Regions from separate parts of the Mus musculus genome. Here regions 2, 3, 4, 5, 6 and 7 are each linked to region 1. Evidence: chromatin loops called from intact Hi-C (ENCODE). Cell type or tissue: heart. All regions are shown on one strand. Region 1 holds the start of Dclk2 (doublecortin-like kinase 2). Region 2 overlaps Dclk2 (doublecortin-like kinase 2). Region 3 has its middle 22 kb from the start of Cd1d1. Region 4 overlaps Dclk2 (doublecortin-like kinase 2). Region 5 overlaps Dclk2 (doublecortin-like kinase 2). Region 6 holds the start of Lrba (LPS-responsive beige-like anchor). Region 7 overlaps Dclk2 (doublecortin-like kinase 2).

Region 1 (4,000 bases):
CAGTGAAGTTTTTATACTTACTGGATAGTCTACGACTATTTAAAAAAATGTGTAATCAGAGCAGAAAGGGGTTATTTTTGTTTTGTTTTTGTTTTGTTTTTTCGAGACAGGGTTTCTCTGTATAGCCCTGGCTGTCCTGGAGCTCACTTTGTAGACCAGGCTGGCCTCGAACTCAGAAATCCGCCTGCCTCTGCCTCCCGAGTGCTGGGATTAAAGGCGTGTGCCACCACGCCCGGCTGAAAGGGGTTATTTTAATGTGTGAACGAGGGAATGTTTTGAGATTTAATTCCTTCTTGAATTGCCAATAGATGAGAAATGAAGTATTTTCCCCCGATTTTTTATTCAAGTAAATGTTAGGGTTAAGGGGAGTTATAGAACGGTAATTCACAGCCGAGAGAGAGAGAGGTCAAGGTTGGCTTCCAGAAGGTGACTTATTTGCCTGTGGCCATCCTGTCTTCATAAAGCCACCTTAAACTAGATCTCAGTCCAGGAGAGACCCAAACAGTCTCCAGACAGGTGAACAGCTAGCAGGTCAGACAGGGTTTCTGAGATGCAGGGAATATCCCAGCGAGGGAAATACATGCCAGTTCTAAACATCTCACTGTAGACATTCTGCACTTGCACGAAAGAGGAAAACGTGTTACGGTTCTATAAACTTTAAACCATAAAGCAACCCAGATTAATTAGTAGTTGCCTCCTTGAAGCCTGCCTTCTCCCAGTTCATTTGCATTAGAAATAGAATTCAGGAACAATTTTTTTCCTCACAAAAGTTTTTAGATTTATTTACTGTGTTGTCTTGGCATGGCATGCATGCAGGGGTCAGAGGATAAACTACAGGAGTCTATGCTTCCCTTCCACCACGTGGGATCTGGCGATGATTGGCAGTTCTATGAGTCACCTGACCTACTGAGTCATCTTGGATGCCCATGGAACTTTTTTTTTTTTTGCCCCTCTATCTCCATCCGTTCTCATGTTTTGGCCAACTAGGTCTATGAGGAAGGATTTGCTTCACGGTGCTCATGGTTGTGTTTCTACCCACTCCTATTTTATGCTGTTCCAGTCGATCACAAGCAAAGCGTTTTTTGTCGCCCTACCTTCAAGGACAGTTTGGAGCTGTTTAGGGCTGCTGAAGAACCGGGTGCCGAATCATTAATTTCATGTGTCAGGTTGGGGCCAAATGCCTTTGAGCTTCATCACCAAAGTGAAATAACGGACGTTTCAAAAATTTCTTGAAACATGTCTATTGTGGGCCAGATATCCACTTAAGAAGAGGTTTTCTTGCATGATGGGTGTTTGTCAGTCCACTTCTGTGAGCAGCTCAGAATGAACACGTGAGCGCGGGTAAATTCACAGAGGTTCTGTTCTCTGCTCGCGCATCCCCAGTGATGGGATTAATGCCCGGCAAATGGCAAGCTCTCCACAAATACTTGATTCAATGAAACCAATAACTTGTAGTCATGTATTCATTCAAAGTTACTGGAACTACTGTGTTATCGAATCTGCAGTAGAAAGTGTGAAGGATTTTTTTTTTCTGCCTAAAGGATTTTTTATTTAAACAATAAATCAGACGTTTATAAAAAACTAATATTGCATCCAAACCTAGTGCTATGTTTTGTATTTCTGCTCTAGGTTGGCCTCGGTTTTTCCCCAGGAGGCAGGATAAGGATGTGCTTGCTGCCCTTGAGTCTCCTTCCTTTGTAGGCTTTTTTTTTTTTTCTTTTGCCTAGCGCGGTTGCGCTAGCCCCCGCGCTTGTGGAGCGCGCAGCGCGGTCACGCCCGGGAGCGCGCAGCTCCGGTAGCCCGGCGGGCGGGCGGGGCCTCCTTGGACCGTAGAGCCGCTCCTCGCGCGGCGCCGCCCTCTTCCTCACCATCTCCCTCTCGGTGTGGTTTGTGGTGTCCCTGAAGGGACAGAGGGTGTCCTCCGGGGTCCAGGCCCTGACAGGCGGCCGAGAGCGCGGATGCCCGTGGGCGTGCGTGCGTGGGAGGCGGCTGCACTCTTCCCGCAGGGGCCCAGCGCCTCTAGAGGATCCCCGGCCAGGGACGCGCACCGGCCGTGGACTGGGCCTGGGCGCGCGCGACGCGGCGGCGGGAACCCGGGACCCCAGGCCGCGCCGGGCAGCCCCGAGGCGCCTCGCCCACGCTCGCGCCCCTCCCCCCTCCGCTTCCTTCCTCCACTCAGCGCGCCCGAGAGCGCAGGCCGGATGCGAACCCGGGCCAGCCTAGGGTCGTTCAACTTGGCGGCTCCCGGCCTGCTGCCCGCGCGCTACTTGTGAGGCGTGGCCCGGCGAAGGAGGCGCTTGGGGGGCGTGGGGCTCCTCAGCTGGCGGCGGCGACCGAGGGCGCGCGGGACAATGAGCTGGGCTGCTGCGCGCTGCGGCCGCCTTTAGCTGGCTGAGCGGCTCCACCTGCGAGCATGGCCCGAATGCCCGCGCCAGGTGTCCCGCTGCTTTAAGACGGGACGGAGCGCCTAGATCGCGGCGCGCTGCGGCCGGGGCGGTTGGGACGTCCTTTTATTAATTAATTAATTTGTGGAGAGCTCTCCCGAGCAGCCGCGATGGCCAGCACAAGGAGCATTGAGCTGGAACATTTTGAAGAACGGGACAAAAGGCCGCGGCCAGGGTCACGGAGAGGGGCTCCCAGCTCCTCCGGGGGCAGCAGCATCTCTGGCCCCAAGGGCAACGGGCTCATCCCCAGCCCGGCGCACAGTGCTCACTGCAGCTTCTACCGCACGCGGACCTTGCAGGCCCTCAGCTCGGAGAAGAAGGCCAAGAAGGCGCGGTTCTACCGGAATGGGGACCGCTATTTCAAAGGCCTGGTCTTTGCCATCTCCAACGACCGTTTCCGTTCCTTCGATGCGCTCCTCATAGAGCTCACCCGCTCACTGTCTGACAATGTGAACCTGCCCCAGGGCGTCCGCACCATCTACACCATAGACGGCAGCCGGAAGGTCACCAGCCTGGACGAGCTGCTGGAAGGTAAATAGGAGGGGCGGGCGCGGCGCGGCAGGTGCGGCCCCGTGCACAGCGGCAGGTGCAGTGGCTGCGGCCAGCGCGCTTCCCCGCCCTGCGCTGGGGCAGCCTGCCGGGCGCTTGCTTTCTAGGCAGCCACGGGAACTGTCTGCTCCTCGGTCGTTTGTGTTGGGTTGGGGTGCACCCATTATCTCCTTCCCAAGAGATTGGCCTTCTAAAAACGGAAGAAAATTCTAATGATCAGAGACAAATACAAACAATGATGGCTGTAAAATTAGCCAACTTATTTTTGCTGGAAGGGCAAACTGTTTGAAAGCGTGTTTCTCCAGTGAGGCGCTGGGTAACCTTTGGTAGAGGCCAGTGCAGTACCTGTGCTGTTCCTGTGTTTGGGATCCCATTGTACCTTCTGTGCACAGCTAGCTCGTTCTGACTCGTTCTAGGTTGGCTTTTCTGGTTTCATGTGTGGCACAAGGCACTGGAGATCAAGAGAGGCAAGCCAGCACAGAAAAAGTCTCACTCAGCCTGTCTTCACTTTGGACCGTGCTGGGCACTTTTTAAAATATCGGACCCGGCCCCACCCCTTAGATATTCTGATGTGCTTGGTTTAGGGTATGACTTGGGCGTTTAGAGTTTTGAAAGTTCCTCAGATGATTTCAGTGTAGCCAAAATGGAAAGCCACCTTGTTTAAAGGATTTTCCACATTTGGTTGGCAACGAGGTGAATCAAGGTGAGTCTCTCTGTCTTCTCCATGAAGAGAGTAACAGTAAGAATGGTAGGGTCTTGGGACCCAGCAGCAAAGGCCTGTTAGAAATTAGGAATCCTGGCACACCAACCATGCATCAATCAGAGGGACTTCGTGCCAATAGGTTTGGTCATTCTAGAGTTCTTGCAGTATTTTTCATTTTTGCTTTTAGTAAGGAAAGGGTGGCTGGTAGTTAAAGAACCCAATTTTTAGTTCCAAACACCCCAAAAGATCAGGCAGATATCTCAGTGTGTACTGAGGGAGTGTTTACATATAATTAGCTCTCAGG
Region 2 (4,000 bases), 85 kb after region 1:
CATCTGTAAGATGAAGCAGGCCCTGCTCTCCTGGAGCTGCTTTCTTAGAACAATAGAAACCCAACTAGAACACTTTATGACTCACGCCTTAATAAAGGAAAACCAAAACAAACCACAGCTGCTATGCGGGTGGGAACACAGTGTCATGGTTGAGAAGTGAACAGGGGACTTGTCACAGAGACAAGGTTGAAGGGAGGGGTGAAGTGACACTCGTTTGTAATGAGGGTGGTGTGGTCGTCCTGGTGGTGTGATAACAGTGACTAGGGGATGTGGGGAGATTGGAGGTCAGATAGCCAGCATCAGGACAGCAGCGGACACCAGGTGCGTGTGAACCTCGTGGAGGTTGACATACTTGTCAGCCGTGTGAGTAGTGGGAAGGACCTGCTGTGGGAGCAGAACCGAGCATGGCGACAGGATCCCCAGGAGTGTTGTGTGGAGAAAGACATAATTCACACAATCCAAAGAGAGGATAATGATGTCACCACCTGAGGTGGTGAGCAGAGGCAGGGTTAGCAGATGAAAGGTGATTGGTACTTTTAAAACACTGATCTGATGAGGTGTAAGCTAACTACAGAAGCTGGGTCTTGCTTGATAATTGGAAGATGTGGACAGAATCCATGCCTACTGCACCAGCTGGCTGCAGAGAAACATATCCTTTGCATGACTGTAACCCAAGCCGTTCGGTATATCTAGTTCACGGTAGTTTTTGTGCAGACTTATTTATTTCAGTATAGAGCCGAGTTGTGACTGTAGAGATAGACAATCTTACTGAGATTGCGGAGAACTTCCAAGTAGCTGAGCATGTTTTTAAAAAAATGAACACATTATTATTTTGGAAATAAAGCCATTTTCATAAGAGAAAATTTTATGTAGCTCCTTGTAAAACACATTGAAACACAGCTTGTCCATATGGAAGTGCTGGAAATGGCTCTGTTGTCACCAGTAGGCCGAAGGTGGACGTTTTGCTGCTGTGGACCAGGCTTTCTGGGATCTGAAACACATTAATATGGAGTGGGGAACTTTTTAAAAAACTGAAGATGTAATTTAGACAACAGAGGAGAGTTGAGCCTTGTAGTCTTAGTGTCATTGGCCAGTGTCACGGCCAGTCTTCCCCAGCCTTGATAAAGGTGGTGCGTACCTCAGTGGACAGGCCTCTGTCCCTCTACAGTGCTGTGGGTAAAGCTTGAACATGCGTTTAATTTTGCTGATTTTTATTGCGCTCTAATGTTTCTAATTTCTTGGATTTTTTTTTTCCAGGTTACTTGTCTGCAAGACTTTTTTGGAGACGATGATGTTTTTATTGCATGTGGACCTGAAAAATATCGTTATGCCCAAGATGACTTTGTCCTGGATCATAGCGGTGAGACAATTCATTGACCATCTTTGTAGCTCCTGAAATGAAAGCTCCCAATTTAGGAACTCAGACGTGTTAGCCCAGGTGTACTGGCGAAAGCTCTGAGGCAGAAGGATCATTTGACTCCAGGAGTTTAGCCAGCCTTGGCAACATACTGAAAACATGTTGAAGGATAATTAATAAACTGTCCATAGTAATTATCTGAGTTTTTTTATGTCATTGTTTTGTTTTAAAACATGCTTTAAAAAACATACATTGTTTATATATATATATATAAATGACCATCTCGTGGATGGGATGAAAATTCCCATTTCTTTATTTTTACCTATTAATGGAGTTCTTAACCATTATTTCAATGATTCCAAATGATACTGGTTTTAGGGAAATGGCTCTATCCTATTGTCTTAATTCTGTATACCTACTCTAGTAGAAATGACTGTTTTAGCTGATAGAAAAATCAACCTAGTTTTTTTTTTTTGTTTGTTTTTGTTTTTGTTTTTGTTTTTGTTTTTGTTTTTTCAAGACAGGGTTTCTCTGTATAGCCCTGGCTGTCCTGGAGCTCACTTTGTAGATCAGGCTGGCCTCGAACTTAGAAATCCGCCTGCCTCTGCCTCCCGAGTGCTGGGATTAAAGCCACGCCCAGCTTTTTTTTTTTTTTTTTTTTGGTTTCAACCTAGTTTTTAAGTGAGTGAAATTCAAGTAGGTATATTTTACAAAGGAAAGAGGGATTAGAGCTATGATCTCACTCTTTTATAAATGAGCAAGATGTCTTTTACAGCTTGAGATGGGTGATAGAAGTATATCACTCAGAGAATGCCTGGTCTCAAGAAGTGGCTCAGCAGTTAGTTAAGAGCCCATTCTGCTTTTACTGAGGGCCCAGTGCGATTCCTAGGATCTTCATTGAGGGACTCACAACTGTTTGGAATTGCAGTTTTAGTGGGTAGGATGCCCCCTTCTGGCCTCTATGGGCACTGCACTCAGATGCACATCCCCCCCCCCCCCAAGCCCCTCACAGATACACATAATTTAAAGATATGATAAATCCAGTGGTGGTGCACGCCTTTAATCCCAGCACTCGGGAGGCAGAGGCAGGCATATTTCTCAGTTCGAGGCCAGCCTGGTCTACAGAGTGAGTTCCAGGACAGCCAGGGCTACACAGAGGAACCCTGTCTTGAGAAAAGCACAAACAAATAGACAAATCATCTGAAAAATTGATAATTGTCTTGGGCTACCTGTATTATTACACTGTTCCGTGTAATTTTATTTTTTGTTTTCCTGTGTGTCTCCCAAGCACGTGCTGGCTCTCAGCCCTTTGTACTTGTTCATTTCAGTTTTCACCTCTGCTAATTACCTAAAAGCTCTCTGTTTTGTGCCACTCTGCTGGAGTGATTCTGTCACCCTGTAACACCACTGGGAAGCCTTTCATTGTGAAGCTGGGCTTTTGTGTCCCCTGTGCCGATGACCTACCCCGTTCCTGTAACACCAATATCGACTGAAACGTCCCTTTACCCATCAGCTGTAGTTTTCATCTTTATTTTAGCTTTTAGTTTCTGAATGATTTTGTCAGTAAGTAGACAGTTTGAAAGTCAAGACACTGAAACTGAATTCTGCGTTGTAGGTTTTAGTGTTTAAAGAAGTGCAGTGTAAAAAGCAGAGCTCCAGACAGAGAACAAGAGAGGGTTTATTCTGGAGCCAAATATGAACGGCTGTGGCCCAGGAACACAGATTCGGGTTACTCCAGTTACCTTGGCAACAGTTTCATGAAGTTTCTAGAGTAACTGAACAAAGTACCCACAAACCAAGTCAGTTTTAAAATACGTTAGTAGAGATATCAGGCAGACAGGTGTCAGCGAAGCAGGAAAACATGCTAGAGGCCTCAGGTGCTGTCTGGTGAATTCTTAGCTTGCATTGCTGAAACTAGGGTTCTGTTCATCATATTTTAAAAAGATTTGCCGAACAGTCACACACGGGTAGGCAGTAAATGGTTATTAGGGGGCTAAGGTAGCCCGAGAGGATCTGGCCCTGTCTCTGCATCTTTCTAACACTTCACAATCAACAAAGCTCTAATCAGTGAAGATGGCAGTGACTTAGTCACTGTAGTCACCATGGTGGTGCTGATGGTAGCAATAACGAGACATTGGTAAGTGCTCACTCTGTGTATAGGCAGGGCTGCCGTTGCTTTATCTGAGCGAGTTGGATTATCTGGCTCTTTGTAGTGGCTGATGAAGAAGGCCTCTAATAGATTTTAAAAAATGCGTCCTGTTAGTTTTTACCCCATCTCCAATATGTATTTATTTAATCTTCTTCAAAATGGGAGTGATAAGGATATCTTATAAAACTTTTCAAAGATTAACTGAATTAATGTGTCACATAGCCTGGGGTCCCTGTGTGTCTTGCTGTTTTTGCTGTTGTCAGCTTTGTAGCACCATCTTTACACGGTGAAGTTGTATGGTGAGAGCAGATCTCGTTTTGGATTCTATCACAGATACACTCATGAGAACGCAAATTGTTTTTTTTTTTAACATAAGGTGTGTAATTGTTTTGTCTTAAGAGCTCCAGCTTTGAATGTCACACATTAAAGATCATGCATTAAAACAACAACAAAAATCAAAGGAAGCATGACGTACGTTTGAAAGCCCACCAAAA
Region 3 (4,000 bases), 57 kb before region 1:
ACCAGGACAATATGGCTTTACTAGAGACCAACAACCCTACTATAATAAGCTCGAAGAAATTAAATATAGCTAAAGCACAAGACAGGGACTTCAAATAGCAATTATGAATACTGTAAGAACCTGTCTTAGTCAGCCGGGCATGGTGGCGCACGCCTTTAATCCTAGCATTTGGGAGGCAGAGGCAGGCAGATTTCTGAATTTGAGGCCAACCTAGTCTACAGAGTGAGTTCCAGGACAGCCAGGGCTACACAGAGAAACCCTGTCTTGAAAAACTAAACAGACAAACAAAAGAACCTGTCTTAGTCAGTGTTCTACTACTATGAAATGACACCACGACCATGGTCAATCTTATAGGGAAAGTATTCCATTGGGGCTTGCTTACAGTTTCAAAGGTTTAGTTCATTTTCAACATGGCAGGAAGCATGGTGGCATGCAGCCAGACATTGCGCTGGAGAAGGAGCTGAGAGTTCTACATCTAGATCCACTGGCAGCAGGAAGAGAGAGCCACTGGACCTGGCTTGGACATCTGAAACCTCAAAGCCCACCCCCAGTGACATACTTCCTCCAACAAGGGTATACATACTCCAGCAAGGCCACTCCTTCTAATCCTTCTGAACAGCACTACTCCATGATGACTGAGTATTCAACTATAAGAGCCTATGGAGGCCATTCCTATTCAGACCACCACTGATGTTAAAGAGGTTATGAGTGAATTCCTTAAGGAAATCCATGAAAACATAAGCAAACAGTGGAATTAAATGAAGAAAACAATTCAAGTCATGAAAGCAGAAAAGAAGCACTAAAGAAAACCAAAACTGAGGTAAAACTTTAAGAAATAAAAACTTTAGGGACTTGAATGGGAACCTCAGAGGCCTCATCCACAGAACACGAGGGATGAGAAAGGAGTCTCAGGCACTGAAGACCAGAAGAAGAAATGAATGCCTCAGTCAAAGAAAACTGTTAAATCTTTTTTTAAAAATCCAGGCAAAAAGCACACAGGAAATGTAGGCCACTATGAAAAGATCAAATCTACAAATGATAAGAGCAGAATGAGAAGAAACCCAAGCCAAAGGCACAGAAAATATTTCCAATGAAAATCACAGAGGGAATTTTTCCTAAAGAAATAAAGGCTTATTCAGATGAAACCAAATAGACTGGACCAGGAAAGAAAGTCCCCATGACACATAATATTCAAAACACCAAGCATACAGAACAAAGGAAGAATATTAAAAGCTACAAAAAAGAAAGACTAAATGACGTAAAAGGCAGACCTATTAGAAACACTCTACTTCTCAATGGAGACACTAAAAGCCAGCAGGGCCTAGATAGATTTTTTTTTTAATTTATTTATTTATTATATGTAAGTACACTGTAGCTGTCTTCAGACACACCAGAAGAGGGCATCAGATCCCATTACAGATGGTTGTGAGCCACCATGTGGTTGCTGGGAATTGAACTCAGGACCTTTGGAAGAGCAGTCAGTGCTCTTAACCACTGAGCCATCTCTCCAGCCCCCTAGATAGATTTTTTTTTCAACTAACTCTAAAAGAGCATAAAAGCCAGTCTAGAACACTCTACAGAGCATAACCTTCAATCAAAATAGATGAAGAAAGAAAAGCACTCCTTGATAAAACCATATTTAAGCAATCTACATCCACCAACCCAGATCTACAGAAGGCACTGGAAGGAAAACTTCAATACTCAATAAAACACTAGGAATGAATAATCCCAGAGCAGTAAATCAGAAGAGGGGAAAACCCATGCTACAGCAACAGAACAACGGAAGTCAACAAACACTGCTCATTGTTAGCTCTCAACACTTCAATAAAAAGACACAGACTAACAGATTGGATTAAAAAACAGGATCAATCTTTCTGTTACATCCAAGGAAGATACATAATACATATATAAGGATTTATTTTAAAGCCTTGACTAAGCATTATAAGTCTATTCAAACATGTTTGATGTTAGCTTGTTCAGTTTGACCATCATTGGCACCTAAAGGTACTGAATATGGAAATCCCACATTTAGATGAAGTCCACAGACCCACATGGCTAGTGTATAAACTCTTGGCCAAGACTCTCTACCTCTATCAGTGTGTATATCATCTTTGTTTTCCACGATGAGCCATCACGAGTCCATTTAATATGTAGTCTTATAATGGTGTCCCTTGGGAGTAGTTATAACAGGTATATAAAAATAACCTCATTATGATTGGCAGATTCTTGAGATTGTAGCTGTCCAGAATTCCAGAGCCTAACTCCAAAGGTATCTTGTGTCTTTCAAAACAATTAGTTTATCAGTTAGATTGTATACATGAAATCCTTTTGCGTGAGTTCCTACTGACTTCTGGTAATCCCAGAATCGTTGTATATTTTCCATGACTGGTGCATCACGCTAAATGCTTTTGATAGTGTCTTTAGTATCCTTTGGGCAGGTTGAGCCAATTTACTCATATTATTGTAGTACCATTGTGTACCACGAGGGGGTGCACCTACTCCAGATACATTTCATCTATGTAGGACAGTGATCTTAGAGTTGGGGTTTTCTGCACTAGCTACCCAGTTTCCTACAGTTGCTCCGAATGTTGTTAAATTGGGCCCGCGGGTATTGGGAGTTTCGTTTTACTTCTAAACATGCACAAATTAATTCTAAATTAGGCAATAGAGAGAGGTGTAGTTTGGGACTGTGGTGAAATTAAATTTGCATGTGTCCCCTAAAGCCTGGTTTACAATAGTGTAAAAACGGGAAGCAGGGATTTTACAAGGGTGAGTACCTGGGTTTGTTTTAAACTTTTTTTTGTTGTGAACTCTCTAGAGAGTATCCTAAGGGTTGATATTCAGGCTCAGTAACACAAGTGGGTGTTGCTATGTGTCCCCCATATGATCCAAAAGCATTAGAATTCTGTAATGATGGAATATCTGGTTGAGAGATACTAGTTATCAACCAGTCCTAAGGTGGGACTTATGAGCAATCCTACACCTTAGGGGTGGATAGGTCAAATAACTCAAAGTATGGAAGCCTATGGCACTACACACGCGCACACGCACACACACAACACACATACACACACACATACACAAATATATATACACCACACACGCATACATATCACACACATATATAAACCATACACACATACACACCACACACATACACACACACCATTTGTTCTAAATACTGCCATTTTGTTTTCAGACATCACATAATCATAGGGAGGAACTAAATTCAAGGTCCCAGGAGATGGGGACTTCTCAATAGCTGAACAGCTTCTGCTGTAAAGAGACAGTTATCTGAGTCCAGCCAGAGACAACTTGTAAGGAAACAGTTGTCTGAGTCAGCCATCTCAAGGACAAATTTTCCATCTTTCTGGAAGGGTTAAACTATGTTCATGTTCCCAGGCTCAGGAACCAACTCCTATCCTGATTGGTGGAAAATGTAACATAACTGGGCATATGTCTATGGTGCACAAGCTTAAACAATTCTGTGATGTTGTCTTGTGGTTGCAGTCCAGCTCCCCAGTTCATTCTGCAGCCCTGATCAATCAGTCATGGCTTGGTTAACAATACATTTTTGTTGTCTTCATTGACCCCGTGTTCAAGTCATGTTGGATCTAAGCGGACCCCATAACATCATCAAGTGGGTTAAAATGAGGTCTGTGAAGGGCTGGTTTGGATGTTATCGTTGCTGTGTCATCTTCATTGTTGGATCCTTCAGTTCCCAATTCACAGTCCTTGCCTGCTTCCAGCCTGGGTTGGAACCAGAACTGGTACCACTGGGATGCAAAGCTGGCTTTCATAGCTTTGCTTCATGCAAAGTTCCACCATAGCTAATAGTTTCCTGGATAGTTACAGGCTCATCGTGGAGATGATACCCCAGCAGATGGCAGACAGCAACCAACAAGTTTGCATGTTAGCCTAAGTATACCCCGTGGTCTGCACAGATTGCTCTAGCATATTGTGTCCTTCAGTAATCTTCCAGATATTTGCAACAATTATG
Region 4 (4,000 bases), 130 kb after region 1:
AGCTCGCTGTACTGCGGGAGAAATTCTGAGTCACCCCTGGGTGTCAGTAAGTACCCACATTCCCAGGGAACGAGTGAGTCTGTGTTGTGTGGTCAGCAGCATGCTTCCTTGCTATGTGTTTTGCACAGATGCAGTTGTACATTCAAATTCTATGGCAGGTAGACTGTCTCTCCTAATGACCAAATATCATGGGAGAAGATGGCTGATACCGGAGTCCCTCGTCTGCTTCGCCTGTCCCTTGTTGGACCTCAGTTTACTCATCTACGAAGTAGGGTTGGCCAAGATGCTCTTTAAGGACCCATTCCATGACTTCGTTCTAGTTTTGGGGTTTGTGTTTTCCTCAGAGATGAATGTGTTTTAGACTGTGACCTCTGTGTCCACATGGCGTGCAGTCCCATGGACTGGAAGGAGAGACAGTCTCCTCCAGAGGTATCGAAGAGGTTGGTAGTGACCACATGTTCCCTCTGGGCAGAAGTGAACTAGAAGGCAAGTCCTGAACACTGGGTTAATTAGCCACATGGCTGTACTGCTGTACCCTTCCACTCTTCACACTGTTTCCCTGGGCTAAGACACAAGTCGGGGAGACAGCACATCTCTTTGTGAGCAGTAAGGCTATCAGTTGAGTGACTGATGTCCTGGAGATGGAGCTCGAGCCTTCAGCATACAGCATGTTCTCCTGCCAGTTTTGTTTTGTTTTAATTAAGAAATGGGGTCAAACATTAGGCGCAAGCCATGTTCCCTCCTCAGCCTGTCCCGTAACCAGAGAGCTACAGCAAGGTGGCACAGCACACATGAATTCTTCATGCAAACGATAAACTCTTGGTTTTTGTGTTTCTGTGGGATGGCTTGTATTGTATATGCCTTGGGAGAGGGCCTGAGAACCCCACACAGTGCCGTCCGGAGGCGTGTCTGCCTGAAGGCATGGTGCTGCAGACCATGCTGAGGATGGAACTCAGGGTCTCATGCCTGCTGGTCCAGTGCTCTTTCCTGGCGCTATACAGTGGCAGCAGTTAGTTTTGAAAGAACTAAACTTGTGTTCTTCTGGCTAAGATGAGCCTGTTTGGGACGACATCATTAGGTGGATGGTGGGGGTAACTTAATGAGCAGTTGAAGCTGAGGATCCGAAATCACTGTGTTTGGTTCTGTTCCGTAGGATGATGCATCCCAGGAGAACAATATGCAAGCCGAGGTTACAGGTAAACTAAAACAGCACTTTAATAATGCGCTCCCCAAACAGAACAGCACCACCACCGGGGTCTCCGTTATCATGGTAAGTGGGACACAGAGCTCTGCCTCGGAGAGCCGGGGCTGGCCGAGCTGGAGTTGCTGTCTAGATAGCCAGGGTTCTGCTCATGGAAGCTGGTGTCTTCCATGTTCCTGTCTCCATGGAGGATTGCCTGGCATGTAGAGGGTGCTTTCAGCTCTGTTCCCTAGACTCTGCATGGCAGCTAGGGGCTGGGAGGAGACAGAGCAGCAGTGACAGGGAGCTCTGGCTGGGCCTTGCCTCACCTGTCATAGCTGCTGCTACCTCTAGGGATAGATTGCAGCCCCATAGCATGGGCACTGTAAGGAAATAAGGCCCAGCCTCTGGTTGAGGTGTGAGTTCTTTTAAACTTGGAATAGGAAACAGCCAAGTTAACAAATTTCACTTTTTAAAGACTGCTTGGTAAAAATAAAAATAGTTGGTGTGTTTTTAAATCCATAGAAGTATTTTTTTAAATCAGATTTTCATGGTTAGAGTTTTATTTTAAAAGTAACAATGATCCCATTTTTGTACTTCTCCCAAAATGCTTAAGGCCATGAATCTAAATATTTAAACACAAGAGACAAAAGTAACATTAAGGAGAGCCAGAAGAAAGAGTACAGGACAGGAAAATAAACCCAAGTGAGGTCAGTGGTGCCTGAGTCCCTCTGAGCATCTCCCACCTGCTCAAGTCAGCCAAGGTACAAACCAGCCAAGGTCTCCAACAGCGGTGCCTCTGTCCTCCTCACCACCACAGCAGACAGACAGCCGACACAGGGCCAGGGGCGTGGATATCGGGAACTTGCCTCTCCGAGGGGCAGGTACCTGAAATAGGCCGTCCCTGCAGCTCTGTCATTTGCTTCTAGAGCAGCCTCTTGCCCCATGGGAGAGGTTCTCCGTATTCCTCCTACATACAGGGATATAGGCTTATTCTCACTGCACAGTGTAGTCTAAGGATGCCAGGAAACCGTGGGAGTCCAGGAAGCCACAATGCACACACCCACTATGGACACAAGTATTCTGCTGTTGGTTAAGCACCTGTGGCATTCCTGGTCCCTGCTTTCTGTGATGTATTCCCTTCCTCCAAGGGTCTTAGTTCATTTGGTAGACTCCCTCCCACTGTCCTCGAGACTCCTGTGCTCCCTGCAGGGATCTGTGTGCTCCGTTTCCTCCCCATACGACTTGAGTCCACAAACTGGGCTTTGCGCTGCCCTGTAGGACTCTGGAGTGCTCCTTGATGAACACAGGAAGGCTGGAGGTGTGGCTTTTCCTGCCACTGTAGTGATGTTTTACTGAATACTGGAGAAAGGCAGAGATGTCACAGATATGGAGCCCACAGCAGGGGGACATTTCTAGAACCCAAGGATTCTCTTTTGAGACCCAGCCTGTGAGCAGAAGCAGGGTGGATCTGCGCCATGCATGGTGTGGTAGGGAGCGTCTGTGGAAGTGGAAGAGAAAACCATTAAGAGTCAGCATTTGTGTTGGGGTGCAGCTCAGCGGCTGTGCGTGTACCCCAATATCCCCCAAAGTATATATTCAGCATCTGGTACAGCCTTGAAGAGAATTTGTTGGAGTCAGAATTTCCTATCATCTGTTAATTAGCTTGCTAATCTTCTAAGATTTGTTAGTTTTGCAGCCCTGGAATTAAAGGCCATTAGGCCTGTTCTCTGCCTCCTGACCCTAAAGCTCAGCTGAGGGTCTAGAATGATTGACAGTCCTCCCTTGAGCCGGCATAAGCGGTGTAAGCTGCGCTGTGGATAACAATGCAGAGAACCTCTCACCACTTACAAATAGCGGTTTCCCCCTTGCTAATGGAGTTAGTCAGATGTCAGACCCTTGAGTTTTAACAGAGTGTTCCTGAGACTGAACAAACCTTAAGAAGGTGACTGTATAAAAATTGTGTGTTGATGTATATGCAGGAGCTATTTGGCACATGTTGGTGACATCCAGCTAACCACATTCTCTGCCTAAGCCTGGAGACTGAGCACAGGGAACTGCCTGCCAATGGTCTCACTGCATTCAGAATCTACTGGACAGATTCCTGGGACTTGTTTCCGGCCGGCCGTCTCTGTTCTCAGTGGTTCAAAAGCCAGCCTGCCAAATTTTGACTTGGCCCCAAAAGCAGCAGAAGGCTTCTTGCTTGTCCTTCCCCAAGCCAGTTCTGGGCCTATGTATGGCTGCTGGGTAGAACCTGTGACATACTTCGGGGCCCCGTGTCATGTATATCATGACTGTATAACTGAGAGCAGTTTTAAATTGTTTTTATGCATAAAGTAACTACAAAATGCCTGTCTCTGGCATGAGTTAGTCATTACTGAGTATACGGGCTCAGTAGCAGAGGAGTAGATGTGTTTGTAGCTCAATGGTTAGTGGTCTCTGCATAATTTACAGATGAGGTCCTCTCTGTCTCCTGTCACCTCAGAACTCTCCCCAAGTAGGTACCTGGGGCTCCAGTGAGTAGTATGCTAGGGTAGGGCTGACTCAGGGGAAAGACACCGAAGTGACACTGTTGTCTGCATTTCGTTTGACAGTTTGATTTGACAGTTTGAGCGACACTTCAGAGTTTCGTTCTTTGCCCAGTTGAGACTATGGGAAACCCTGAAGCAGACCCTGGTATTCAACACCCTGTGCTCATGAGAGCCGCACCTAACTTTCAGCCCCTCTTCCAGCTGCATGCTTGTCTCAGGCTCCGGCCCTCAGCTTCCTGCTGGTAGGGGTCCTCTGAACCCACTGACCTCCTCCTGGCCAGCCCAGCCC
Region 5 (4,000 bases), 73 kb after region 1:
ATGAGTTTGCTACAGGTTCCTAATTGGCAATTGCAGATGAAGTCTGGATTGATTTTTTTTTTTTTTTTGTCTTAAATCTTTGCTTACATGTTAGAACTTGGTTGTTAAAATATAATATATTAACTAAAGTAAATATTCTGAGAAAACAGGTTTCTTTGAAAGGATCAAGAGACTATACAGGATGGTTCTTTTAAATTAAAATTAATCAAGTTGATTGTACATTAGTAGTTTTTGAAAAAACAAACTTTAGGAAACCACCTAAATGTGAAAAGGAAACATAAAAAACTAAAACCTGGTTGTTTCGATCAACACAGGGTTAAGCCTGCAAGTTCCTGGCTGATGCATGCAGCACCACATAGCTTAGGGTTTTGGTTTTTGTTGTTGTTGTTTTAAAGTACTGAACAATTTAGACACACTCTTTGTACTAGGAGGTCTACAAACATAACTTGGAAGGACACTTACAGCTGTTTAATAACATTGTCCTGGGGAGGCGGAGAAAGGATGTGTGAAGTAGGGAGGAGGAGGAGGAGAGGAGGGCTGAGGAAAATTAAAAGAAGACATTTTTACTTTCCTGTGTTTCCTTATATTAAAGGGGGTTCCAAAGTAGACCTGACAAAATAATCTTACCTTGAGGGGTGAGACTTTATTTATTGTACTTTTAAATCCTAGATTAATATATACATTAGCCAAAAGCATTTCCTAACTTCATTTTGAGGTTCTACATAAATGAAAATCTAGAATGTGTGAGTAAAAAACAAAACAAAACAAAACACAAACCAACACAGTTTCTGTTTGCATTTGGAGAGACTCTTAATAACTAGGAAATGTAACTGTTAGGCTGTCTCACTTCCAATTTCGCTGCAATGACGACGACATGTCTGTTGTGTGCATGTAAGGGTAGCATGCTTTCTCTGTATGCCAAGAGCAGGTGCCTTCTAAACAGAAAGTGTGGTATTTGCCCTGGCAACATCAGTTTCATTTTTTAAAGTGTTGCCACGAGTGATCTGAGTGGTGGTGTGCTTTCCTTCTGAGAGTGAGCCTTCCATCCACCAAGACCATACCATGGAGATTTTTTTTTTCTCATTGCTTTTCTTATAGGATTTATACTGGTTTGAAAATGAAAATTTTGACATTTTGTCCTGTGAAAATAAATGTAGCTATAGAAACCAAAACCTTATATTTTCTATAGCACAGTATTTTTCTGCTTACTTTGGACTCAGCTCTAACTTGTCCTTCTGATTGAACCATAACTAAAAACAAGAAAACAGAGGGAAGTTTGTCATTAGGCAATACAAATTTTGGATGCTAAAGCTTATTTTCTTCCTTCACAAAGCCACCAGCCCTCATTCATTTTTTATTTTAAATTTAGTATATTTGTATGTGTATGAATATATATGTATGTATGTGAGTGTGCGTGTGTTATGGTGTGCCTTTGCAGGACAGACAATAGTCGTTGGTAGTTCTCTCTTAGAATGTGGGCTGGGTCGGAGGAATCTGAGGTCGTCAGACAGACCCCTGTAAGGATGGAATCAGCTTACTATAGCCCTCAGTTTACTCTTTTTTTTTTTTTTTTTTTTTTTTTTTTTTTTTTTTTTTGGTTTTCGAGTCAGGGTTTCTCTGTGTAGCCTTGACTGTCCTAGAACTCACTCTGTAGACCAGGCTGGCCTTGAACTCAGAAATCTGCCTGCCTCTACCTCCCAAATGCTGGGATTAAAGGCATGTGCCACTACTGCCTGGCCTCAGTTTACTCTTAAGATCCTCTTACATTCTGCAGCTTGAAATGTCTCCCTAACAAGTGTGCAGGATGTTCACTCTACCAAATCAGATGTGGGTAGAGGAGCAACTCAAAAGGGAAGTTTGTTGCTGTGTAAGACTCCTGGGAACCTTAGCTTACTGGGGACCCCCTGAGAGAACCACGTGGAGCCGGGATCAATGCAAAAAGCACCCCCAGACCCGAAGGAGAGGCAGCGACCACCAGCACCCCAATCAGATCAGTCCAGTCGGCGAGTTTTTATATGGTTTCCAGGGGGCAGAATAGACCATCAGCAACTAGGCACAATAGGATTGGCAGAGCAGTGCACCCTTTAAAGTGATTGGTCTTTAGGGAATGAGATGACAAGGACTTCCCTTGTCTGAAGGTGGGTAACAGTCTGTCCAGAGGAATGAGTCCCCACCCACAGGTTGGTTCCTGCCCTGTGGTGTGAGAAATGTTAATTCTCCTCTCCTTTCTGGAGGCTCAAGTGTTTCATGACCTTCCCATAGTTCCTTAGCTGACCTTTTCAGCTGGAATCTTTAGGGTCAAAGATTCTCTTTCTAAAGCCTGCTCTTTAGAAGAGAGTTCCAGAACAGCCAGGGCCTTGTGGAAGAACCCTGTCTCCAAAAAGCAGAAAAACCAAACCAAACCAAAAAACATATTTTTTTATTCTTTTGGCTTTGTGTTTTTGGTTTTTTTTTTTTTTTTCAAGACAGCATTTCTCTGCATAAAAGCCCTGACTGTCCTGGAACTTGTTTTGCAGACTAAGCTGGCCTCAAACTCACAGAGATGGATGGACCTGCCTCTGCCTCTGCCCTGCCACTCCCGGCTAAGTTTTTTTGTTAGGAATTCTGTATGAATGAAACCTAATCATATTTTCCTCCCCCACCTTCCCCTTGTCCCTGTTGACATGTACCCTTCCCAACCTTATGGGTTGGTTGGTTTGTTTGTTATTTAGTTTTGTGTTTATAACCCAGTTAGTGTTGCCCACATGTGCATGAGTGAGGGCCATGCCATTGCAGCAAGGGAAATCTGCCTGTGACTGAAAACAAAACAAAACAAAAACAAAAACAACCCGAGAGTATCTTCACTCCTGTCAGGCTGGTTAAGTTGGGATGGGTTCTGCTGTAGTTTTTTCTTGATGCCAGAATGTAAGTTCAAAGAATAACTCAAGAAAGGAGAGCACCAATTTTATTTAGAGAGGAGAACAAAAAAGTAAAAGACGACCTGACCCCTTTCAGATACATCGTGTTTTAGAACCTAAATGCCACAGAACAATTAAGGATAGTAACAACGTTTGTGCTGGCAGTGTTGAGGACTTTCATTTTCCAGAATAATTAAGGATTAATTGATCAGGTTTCTCCATATCATCTTAATTAACGATTCTAAGGCTCTTACTTCTCTTGAGTGTGATCACGTGTGGTGATGCCATGCTGATACCAGAGTGTAAGCTGATGTGATTTCTATGTGCAGAGAATCAATTCCTGAAAAATCCTGCAGGTTCTGCCTGTTTTTAAAATATGTAGAGATCATAGTATTCATTAGCACATATTGATACATTTAGTATTTTTAGTCTGGCAACAAGTGGAGTCCTATTTTAAAACCATATGATTGAAACTTGTGTTTATAATTTGTTTCAAGAGAGTTAGCCAATTTGTTTGAAGATATCAATTTCAGAACATATTCACTATTCCCTAAAGCATAAGAAGTTGGCCTGAACTTGTAATGACCTTAAAACATTACTTAGAAGTCGATCCTTTAAAAAAAAAAATTCCTAGGTATAAGATTACATCGTTGCCATTCACTTATTTCATAAAAGACAGAAAAATGGCCCAGTTGTTTGGATTTTAGACAAGTATAAAAGCTGCTGACTTATTTCATAAGCTCTTTTATGTTTTCTTGGAGGTTGTAAATCACAGTTAATACTTCTCTTTAGGGAAACAGCATGTGGTCTAGCGAGAAGTCTCCTCAGCTGGCTCTGTGACTTGGAACATTTTGCTTAACCTTTTGAGCCATGTTAAGCCCCTTTTAGGTAAATGGGCACGTGAGTCCTTGGTAAGATTGTCCTGGTGGCTAAGAGAAAGTTAGTGAGAATGAGATTCCTTGTGTAAAGTGTGTCCTTTTCCCCCATGGATGTTCCCTTACCTCATCTGTTGCAAATAGACCAGTTTTAGACAGTTACCACCTTGAGCTGTGGTTCCATTGCCCTTTTCGTAACATAGTTTCTTTTTATTTGTTTGTTTGTTT
Region 6 (4,000 bases), 700 kb after region 1:
GCCTAATGAAGGAAATAATTAACTGCCGGGAATAAAACAGTCTAACCTCAAAAATATAGAGGTAAAAAGAATGGCTACTAAACAGTTATTACAACTACTGCACATTTATATCTGGCACCTTGTATTATCTTCTAACACTGGTTGAATGAGAGAAAATTATTTTAAAACCAAACTCGGTTTCAACTCTTTTAAGTTTATAAGCAACAGAAAACTAAAGTCTAAAGGCTCCACTAAAACTAATTTCTAAAAATGGAATGGAAAAAGAAAAAAAGAAAGTATCTCATATCCACTTAAAATAAGCCATTGCCCACCATAGTATAATCAACAACTTCCAATGACCAAGTTTGTTTCAATGATAAACACAAATTTACAAAAGTATCAAGCTCACACTGTGGCTGCCTCAGGCCTTTTTCAAATTGACATTCAATTATCACAAGATAACCCTAAACCCACTGCAAAATTCAACCTTGGTTAGTTATTTCTAAAACTAAAAGTAGCCAGAATTTTAAAAATACTAATTTACAAGTTAGCCTATATCAGCACTATGAACATGAATTCTGTATTTAAAACTAACTATAGCAAAACATAACTTAGGCAAAAACTTACATTAGCTCCCAAGTCCAAAAAAAAAAAAGTCATTTATTCAAAATATTAAAGAGAAAAATCGCAGGCTTAAACATACACTCCAAGAGGAAAAAAAAGTTACATCCAAATTCTCCATTGAACACCTGACTACACACACACATGCACACACATACACACACAAATATACTTCCACATCAACACTTGCTTAATTAGCACAAAGGTGATCTGTTCATGTTCATTGAAAACCTGAAGCATCAAATTTTGCATAATTCTCTTTAAACTGAAATACAAGTAATTGCTCCATTTAGGTCAAGTAGAATTTTGTGTCTATCCGTGGAAAAAGCCATTAGATTGAGTGAAGCACATGACCCCAACTTCGTCTTGCTCCCCAACTCACCGAGAAAAGTATATGCTTATAAAATATTGATCTACTTACCAGGTTAAAGACAGTTTCTACAATATCCCTATTGGACACTTCTCCAACTTCAACCAACCCCGTCAGCACGGCGAATTTCATTCTGATGCCCCTGATGGGGAGCCCCGGCTTCAGAGACAGCGCACCCCCTTCCGTAGGGGTTTCTTCTTTCCCTCCACCTCCCCCGTCATCACCTGTTGGTGGCCGGGAAGGGGCACGATTGTCTTCACTAGCCATGACTAGTTCACGAGAAAGGACAAGTCAGAGTCACCCTGGGCCAGCAGTCGCTGCACGGAGAAGAGGCACCAACACACACGCAAACGCTAAACCAAAAAGGGTCTCTGTTCCAACTTGCGGAGAAACCCAAAAAAGCAGGAAAGTCCTTGGTCGTCGCCCTCCTCCTCTTGGAGACTATTTGTCCAATCTCTCTCCCGGAGGCTGACAACAACGCCAAAGCCTATTGGAAGATTAAACATCTGTTAAATAGGGTAGGTCTGTCGTGGGATTTTTTAGGGAGGAGAGGGAAATAGTTACTGTCTGTCAAATAAGTTACTAAGGGCACCCCAAGGGCCAGCCGGCCGGCCGCTCCTCCCGGGCTCCATCGCCCGCTCCGCCGAAGGCGGGTCCTCCAGGCCGGCGAGCAGGCTCACTCCTCCCCCCCCCCCCCCAGCCCGCGCAGGTGGTGGGCGCGGGCAGGTGCACCGCGGGGGACTGTCGCCGGCAGAGGACGGGGGGCCCCTGCGACCACTGAGGTCCAAAGTTCCTCCTCACCCGGAGACTCCGGCCTCGTCCTCACCCCCGCCGGGGCGCAGCGAGACGGAGGTGGCGGCGGAGATCCAGGGCAGGAAAAGGCGGGGGAAGGGGGCGGTGATTCTCCTCAGCGCTCGGCCCAGGGGGAGGAGTGGAGCACCTCGCCCGGGCACCTGAGCTCGGCTGAGGAGAGGAAGGGAGGTGTGTGCTGGGGCGGGAAGGCAGGCCCGACGCGCCTGCGGGGACGGGGACAGGGACCGGGACGGGACCGGGGAGAGAAAGGTCAAGGCACCTGGTCGCAGCCTTCAAGTTTCCCTAGTCCGCTCCCCGGGAGCCCGGCGGCTGCCTAGAACTCCGTGCTTCCCTAGGCCGCCCCACCCCTGCGCTCAGCCCTTGCAAACGCAGCTACTGCAGGCGGGGGCGACGCCGCGGCTCGTGCCGCCGCGGTGGCCGAGGATGCTACTGCCACAGAACGCCGGGCTACGGCGCGCGGGACTACCCCTATGCCTACTGAAGCTGCTCCTCGCCGCCATGACAGCGCCGAGGGCCGCCGGGCGCGGCGTGCGCGTGCGCGAGCGCGAGCGCGCGGGGTGGTGGGGCGGGCGAGCGAGCGAGCGGGCGGGCGCCCTAGCGGAGGCGGCTTAGTAGGGGACGTGCGGGCGGGCCCGGAGAATCGCGGGTGAGTGGCGGAGCAGAGCACGCGCGCTCGCTGGAGGTGCCACGCGGGCGGGAGCGCGCCTCGAGAGCGCGCTGCTCAGGTAGAGCCGCGAGCGGCGCGCTTTTCCCTCGCACTCTTCGCCCAGACTGTGCTTTGGCGACGAACGGGAGGCGGGTGCTGTGCAACAGCAGGTCTCTGAGCGCCGAGGGTACCCGCCCCACGTTGTCAAGGTGTCCTCGTGTTGGACTTGGAGAAGGACACCTGAGGGACTTAGGAGTCGTTGAGGTGGCGGCGCTGGAGCCTCTGGGGAGCAGTCTCCACCCCTGACTGAGCTCAGCTGCTGCCTGCCCGCCCGCGGCGCTAACTGGGAAAGATTTCCACTGGGATGCCCTGGCAGCTGCCGCTGCTCGGAGGGGAGGGACAGCGACTGGGAGGATTCCTTGCCTGGCAGCTGCCGCCCCAGCAAAGCTCTCCCACATTCTAAGGAGTAGAGGATTCATTCCTCAGACAGCTGCTCGGAGCTGTGGAGGCGGGATTCACCGGGGGGGTTGGGGGGGGGCTGGAAATGGGAAAGGGGGTTCCTCTCAATTTCCCAGTGTGGAAGTTAAGTTTGCCTCATTATAGATGCTTTTAAATATATATAAATGAGGATTTGAAGCCAGTACAAATTGTCATAGTCTAATGTTGTCATTCTCTTCACTGCCTCTGATGATGGCAAAGCATTGATCCTGGTGCATTAGTATAAAATAAAATGAACATAGAGGAGGTAGTTGTTCTATTAGTATTCTCTGGGATAAGACTTTAAAGTACTAAAATACTCCCAGGTTCCTAAAAATGACGGGATGAAGTAATCAAAGTACTCTGAAGGAATCCAAAGAAACGTAGATGAGTTTGAGAAATGAAATGGTTCACTTGAAAAGGTATTATTTGAAACATCCTTGAAAAATAGACCGTTTTAGCTGTCACATGGATACTTAAGAGAAGCAACATCAGAAAAGATTCTAGCAACGAAGTGTGTTTAGTTTATTGCACCTTTTTTAAATACTCAAAAGGAAGCTTCTTAAAAGAAATTAGGTTGCCTCAGAATGGATTTACAAATTCCAAAGATAAGGCAGACATTTTTCTAATTCTGTGAATTGCTGATTTGTGAACTTTTACTGTTAGAGTTAACATCACTGGCCACCTGTTGCTGAAATCCCTGAAGAAGGAAAACAAACAAACAAACAAATTCCTTGGATCTCAGTGTGTAAATCTGAAATAAGGGAGTGAGATGTCCCTGCAGGATCAAGAAAACATTCACTTGACCTTCTTGACCTTCTACCAATTTCTATTTTGAATGTGGGAGCCATGATTAGGCTACCAAAGTCATCTGGTAAGATTTTGCATCCTTGGATTTGGCAGATAGTTTAAGTTACTATATCTAGTTTATAGGCACTAATAATTTGTTGATGAATACCTTCTAATAAAAGCAGATGGATGGTAAGAATGAAAATGGTCACAGTCAAACCCTTTTCAAGTCACACAGTCTCAAGGATCCAGGATAAGGTACGTGTCTCATGCATTTTTGAGATTATTGGTAATGCTCCTTTACC
Region 7 (4,000 bases), 110 kb after region 1:
GTAAGGAGGAAAACGAGCCACTGAAAGAAGACTGCCGCCTTCTGTGGCCTTTCCCACGCCAGGCTCTGCGTGGTGCACGCTGTGAACCTTCAGAGCAATGCTCTCTCTCACCCAGTGCCAAGCTGCTAGACCCATAGCTCTGGATGCAGGAGCCATGACTGTGAGATGAGATCAGAAGAAGTCAACTCTTTAAACAATACGATAGTCATTATGATTGCAGATAAACTTTTTTTTGTGTATAGAACGCTACCCTACCTCTTACCTCTTCTGAATAGCTGGTTTTTATAGTTTGTGGCAGGTTTTCTAGAATGTTCTGGTAATTGCAGTTTATCCATTCTGTTGCATCTCCAATGAGAGCTCACTGCCCTTTATATATCGCTATGTAAGCAACCCCCTGTTCTTGAAGCCTTTTTACAGAGCTCTGGCATACAGATTGCTGACCAAAACAGTGAGGCATCTAGAATGTATCTTCTAAGGACCTGTTAGGATTTGGTTTATAGTATGAGGGGAGCAATTTGAGTGTTACTCTTCCAGGCTGGGCCTTGTCCCTTTGGCAGAACAGCCCCAGATGAGAAAGCACATGTTTTCTGAATACTTTCTAAGAAGACTGTTGATGGTCTCTATTGCACTGCTTGTATTTCAGGGATTTTTTGGTCATTCAAATTCAACTATGCCAATATTGAGTAAAAATTAAATTGTATTAGATTAAGATTCTTGTGTCTAATAAGTGATTTCTTTAGACCCAGGCAGGGTCTGTAGGGTAGAAATCACATAGACCAGATCTTGCTGAAGATATGGAGGAAGGCTAGGGACTAAAGGGCGAGGACTTAACTATAAACTGAGGTGGCTTGTGTATCAGTGTAAAGAGACATCCTGAGTCAGGTTTTCTTTCTCCTGTTAATCTGATTAACTTTTCTTTCCCTTAGCTTTCTCCTTAGAGACCGTCTTGAGGTTTAAGTAAAGAAAGTGTTTCTTTTCTTGGTTGATACAACAGAACTTAAATACTTCAATACAAGTTAATAATGTAAAGAAGGTTTAATTAGCCTGGCTTTTCTTTCCTCTTCTTTTTTTTTGGGAGTTCCTTCCTCCCATGACCCCTTTCCACACTGTGTAAGGGGCAGAGGTGTCTCGGCTGTACAGGGAATTGGAAGGCAGGTTTAGTCTGACTTGTAGCTTTAATGGTTTTCCTCTGGTTATTTCTAGGTACACTGGAAAAGAGTTTGCATTAAAGATTATAGACAAAGCCAAATGCTGTGGAAAGGTACAGTATACACAACTGCTACAAAGAAAGAAAAGAGAATGCGTGGGTTCTCGGTGAGGGAGGCGTTAGAGTGGGGACTCGGCCTTCGCTGCAGGGCAGAGACTGCTGTAGACAGCAGAAAGAAAAGTGATGGGTTTCCAGCCTGCTGTTCTCCAGCAACTTTTAACTCTAAGATGGCAAATTAACTGATCTAGGTTATAGCTATAGAAAATGTAAAACTCTCTTCTCTGGGAGATTCCTAGTCTCAAATCCAGCAAAATTTAAAGGCTAGAACTGAGGGCCATGAATTGTTAGTTAACCTACTCCATGCTAAGAGTTAGCCTTCTGGCTTCAGAGAGACAAAAGACATTACTACTAATGGCAGTGCAGGTGACCGGCTTGCTCTGGCTCCCAGGTGATGATACCCAAGGGCTCAGTCAGATAATATACACTAGTGGGGTTTGTGTAAGACCCAAGGGGCCCCAAGCTTGAGTCACCTCCTGTCTTATGAGGCAGCGACTGGGAATCACCCAGGCTTTTTGCTACAGGGAATCATTAGTTTCATTATCAGGGTCAGGAAATGATCTGGCCTTGTTCCTGTGTTCTGAGGGTGTTTTCTACATAGATATCCCTGGGAGGGACATTTAGAGCAGTGGCCAGTGCAGTGAAGTGACTCCGTTAGTTCAGTGACCCATTTCTGTCTGTCCTCCTCTCAAACTGGGGTGGAAAAGGTCAGCTGAGGACAGTCTGCTAGAGGGCAGTAAATACTCAGGGTTAGCGCAGGCCTGTTATGGCAGTCTAAGACAAGGCTGGGCAGTGGTCGTATCTACCACCAGGGGGAGCTGCTGCCTGCATATGGCTACCAAGCACCCAGGTTGATGCAAGTCTGAAGTAAGCCATAGGCTAAAGTACACACTGGTATTTGAAGACAAACTATATAACTGTAGATGACTATATAGTAAATTTCTCAGTAATATTTTCCCATTTTACTATCTGATAAGTGTATTCTAGATAGACTGGATTAAGTTACATTTTAAACTAAGTTTTCCCATTTGTTGTAGTTTCCAGTGTGACTATTAGAAACTTTAGAATTGCATATTTGAATTACATTGTAATCCTGTTGGAAAGTTACTCCAAGACCAGAGTATATAGAATGTAATTCTGCCTTCTTGCTGTGTGGCCCTGGACAAATGTTTGTCACCTGTGTCTTCCTTTCTTCTTCTTCTAAATATGTTGACTGATAGTGTGTACTGCAGCGGTCAAGGGATTGAGGAATGGGGAATGGGAAACACGCGCAGAGGCGCCAGTGTGTGCAGAAGGAACCGACACGTGTTACCGTCGGTGTCGTTAACATGCCAGGGGCTTTGGAACTTACAACTGGAGGGTGAGGCGACAGTGCTGACTTACATTGTGGAATTGCTAAAAATCCGAAAACTCATTTTTAGTGGACGTTTCATAATCGTGTGGTTTTAACAGAAAATTTAAAACAGTGTAAGGATGTTTTAGAAAAATCTTCTACCCAGGTGACAGATTTGTCACCTACTATTTTATCTTATAATTGTCAGCAAAGCAAAAGTGGCAAAATGACTCATTTCTGTGTGTTTACTTTTTGTCTAGATTTTATGTGGTTTTGTGTATTCTTTAAAACATTTTCATGGTCATTTTTGTCTCTGTGTATATATATTTATATATGTTAAATGTTGCGTGTGCACATGTATGTGCATTGTGTGTATATGTGTGTTGTGTGCACATGTGTGTGCAATGTGTGTATACACATGCCAAGGATATTTGCCTCTGTCAGTCTTCTGTCACTCGGGTCCCAGGAATCAAACGCAGGTCTTCAGTTGGGCAGCAGGCAGGCACTCTTACCCACTGAGCCATCTCTTGCTGGCCCTCTTTGCTTATGCATCTAACGATATTGATAATTGTCGAATTTAGTAACATTTTCTCTATATGTAGTTGTTAGTCTTTCCATCTTTGAGGTTATCTAAGCACAATGTATAGGGAGCCATGTTCTTATGACTATTACCTGCTCCTCAAAAATATTAAGGATAATGGTTAGGATGTAAGTAGCTATATTCAAAGTTAAAGATGATTGTATGGAAGAATTTAATCCGATACGATGACTACCTACACACATGGGGATATTCGGATTTGTGTCTGTTACTGAATTTGTTTTATTTTTCACAATCTTATGCTTTTCTACATTTTTATATTTTGCATATTTGACCAGCAAATTTCATATCAATATTATATAAAATTATAATTTAAAAGCTTGATGTTACAAGTAAGTTGATTTTTTTTTCCACTGTGAAATTATGTTCTCAGATAAAAATGGCTTAATTTGTTTACAAAGTTTTAGTAGATCATCAAGCCATTATTATGGGGAACATTGCTCACCTCTGCTTTGTGGTTTTATATAGAAAATTATTATGTTGGAAATAGCCACCAGCTTGGGAATGTAGGGACTTTACACAGCCGTGACTTAGAACACTTGTACCAGCTGTACAGAGAAGGAAGCAGGGACTTGGGTTAAATGGCTTCCTGCAAATCAACAGAGGCAGAGGGCGACTTAGCTGGGTACAGCGTGTGCTTTGCCAATCTGCTGTGTGCCTCTGTGTTTCAGCTTGTTCATTCTTCACTAATAGGAATCTGGGAACAGACACTTTTCATTCATTCTTACCGCCTGTTTCTTCTAAAATCCACCAACACTGTTAGATTAAAGCACTCACCTGTATTTTAATGTGTGTTGTGTGTGTA

What was found. Hi-C counts contacts between places; a loop is a spot of excess contacts. Peaks named below come from ENCODE experiments on the same cell type or tissue, not always from the same donor. Only the 100,000 strongest peaks of a DNase experiment are listed, where the experiment ranks them.
Region 2: it touches region 1 in a loop (2.5-fold over the local background); 9 of 42 quality-filtered maps call a loop at or near these places.
Region 3: it touches region 1 in a loop (2.1-fold over the local background); 5 of 42 quality-filtered maps call a loop at or near these places.
Region 4: a loop joins it to region 1, with 5 times the contacts of the local background. A loop is called at or near these places in 5 of 42 quality-filtered maps.
Region 5: a loop joins it to region 1, with 2.5 times the contacts of the local background. A loop is called at or near these places in 10 of 42 quality-filtered maps.
Region 6: a loop joins it to region 1, with 7 times the contacts of the local background. A loop is called at or near these places in 3 of 42 quality-filtered maps.
Region 7: it touches region 1 in a loop (2.0-fold over the local background); 5 of 42 quality-filtered maps call a loop at or near these places.

The regions. Positions count from the first base shown.
Region 1 is chr3:86,918,725-86,922,724 of GRCm38, reverse strand. Dclk2 (doublecortin-like kinase 2) reads left to right here and starts at 1,841. Exons shown (of 16, transcript NM_027539.5): 1 at 1,841-2,975. The coding sequence starts at 2,555. In heart, no CTCF peak of the experiment used is centred here; a DNase peak (open chromatin) is centred at 1,974; H3K4me3 peaks cover 2,249 bases; H3K27ac peaks cover 1,462 bases; H3K27me3 peaks cover 1,166 bases.
Region 2 is chr3:86,833,665-86,837,664 of GRCm38, reverse strand. It overlaps Dclk2 (doublecortin-like kinase 2), which reads left to right. Exons shown (of 16, transcript NM_027539.5): 3 at 1,258-1,360. Among named protein-coding and RNA genes, the nearest start is that of Gm46810, 4.8 kb to the right of the region's middle. In heart, a CTCF peak has its summit at 2,290 (motif pointing left); no DNase peak of the experiment used is centred here.
Region 3 is chr3:86,975,244-86,979,243 of GRCm38, reverse strand. No RefSeq gene overlaps it. Among named protein-coding and RNA genes, the nearest start is that of Cd1d1, 22 kb to the left of the region's middle. In heart, a CTCF peak has its summit at 2,480; no DNase peak of the experiment used is centred here.
Region 4 is chr3:86,789,265-86,793,264 of GRCm38, reverse strand. It overlaps Dclk2 (doublecortin-like kinase 2), which reads left to right. Exons shown (of 16, transcript NM_027539.5): 14 at 1-46; 15 at 1,154-1,270. Among named protein-coding and RNA genes, the nearest start is that of Gm46810, 40 kb to the left of the region's middle. In heart, no CTCF peak of the experiment used is centred here; no DNase peak of the experiment used is centred here; H3K27ac peaks cover 1,259 bases.
Region 5 is chr3:86,845,905-86,849,904 of GRCm38, reverse strand. All of the region lies in intron 2 of Dclk2 (doublecortin-like kinase 2), which reads left to right. Among named protein-coding and RNA genes, the nearest start is that of Gm46810, 17 kb to the right of the region's middle. In heart, no CTCF peak of the experiment used is centred here; no DNase peak of the experiment used is centred here.
Region 6 is chr3:86,222,526-86,226,525 of GRCm38, reverse strand. Lrba (LPS-responsive beige-like anchor) reads right to left here and starts at 1,836. Exons shown (of 57, transcript NM_030695.2): 1 at 1,772-1,836; 2 at 1,022-1,457. The coding sequence starts at 1,237. In heart, no CTCF peak of the experiment used is centred here; DNase peaks (open chromatin) are centred at 1,785 and 2,355; H3K4me3 peaks cover 2,642 bases; H3K27ac peaks cover 2,061 bases.
Region 7 is chr3:86,810,938-86,814,937 of GRCm38, reverse strand. It overlaps Dclk2 (doublecortin-like kinase 2), which reads left to right. Exons shown (of 16, transcript NM_027539.5): 8 at 1,204-1,261. Among named protein-coding and RNA genes, the nearest start is that of Gm46810, 18 kb to the left of the region's middle. In heart, no CTCF peak of the experiment used is centred here; a DNase peak (open chromatin) is centred at 1,997.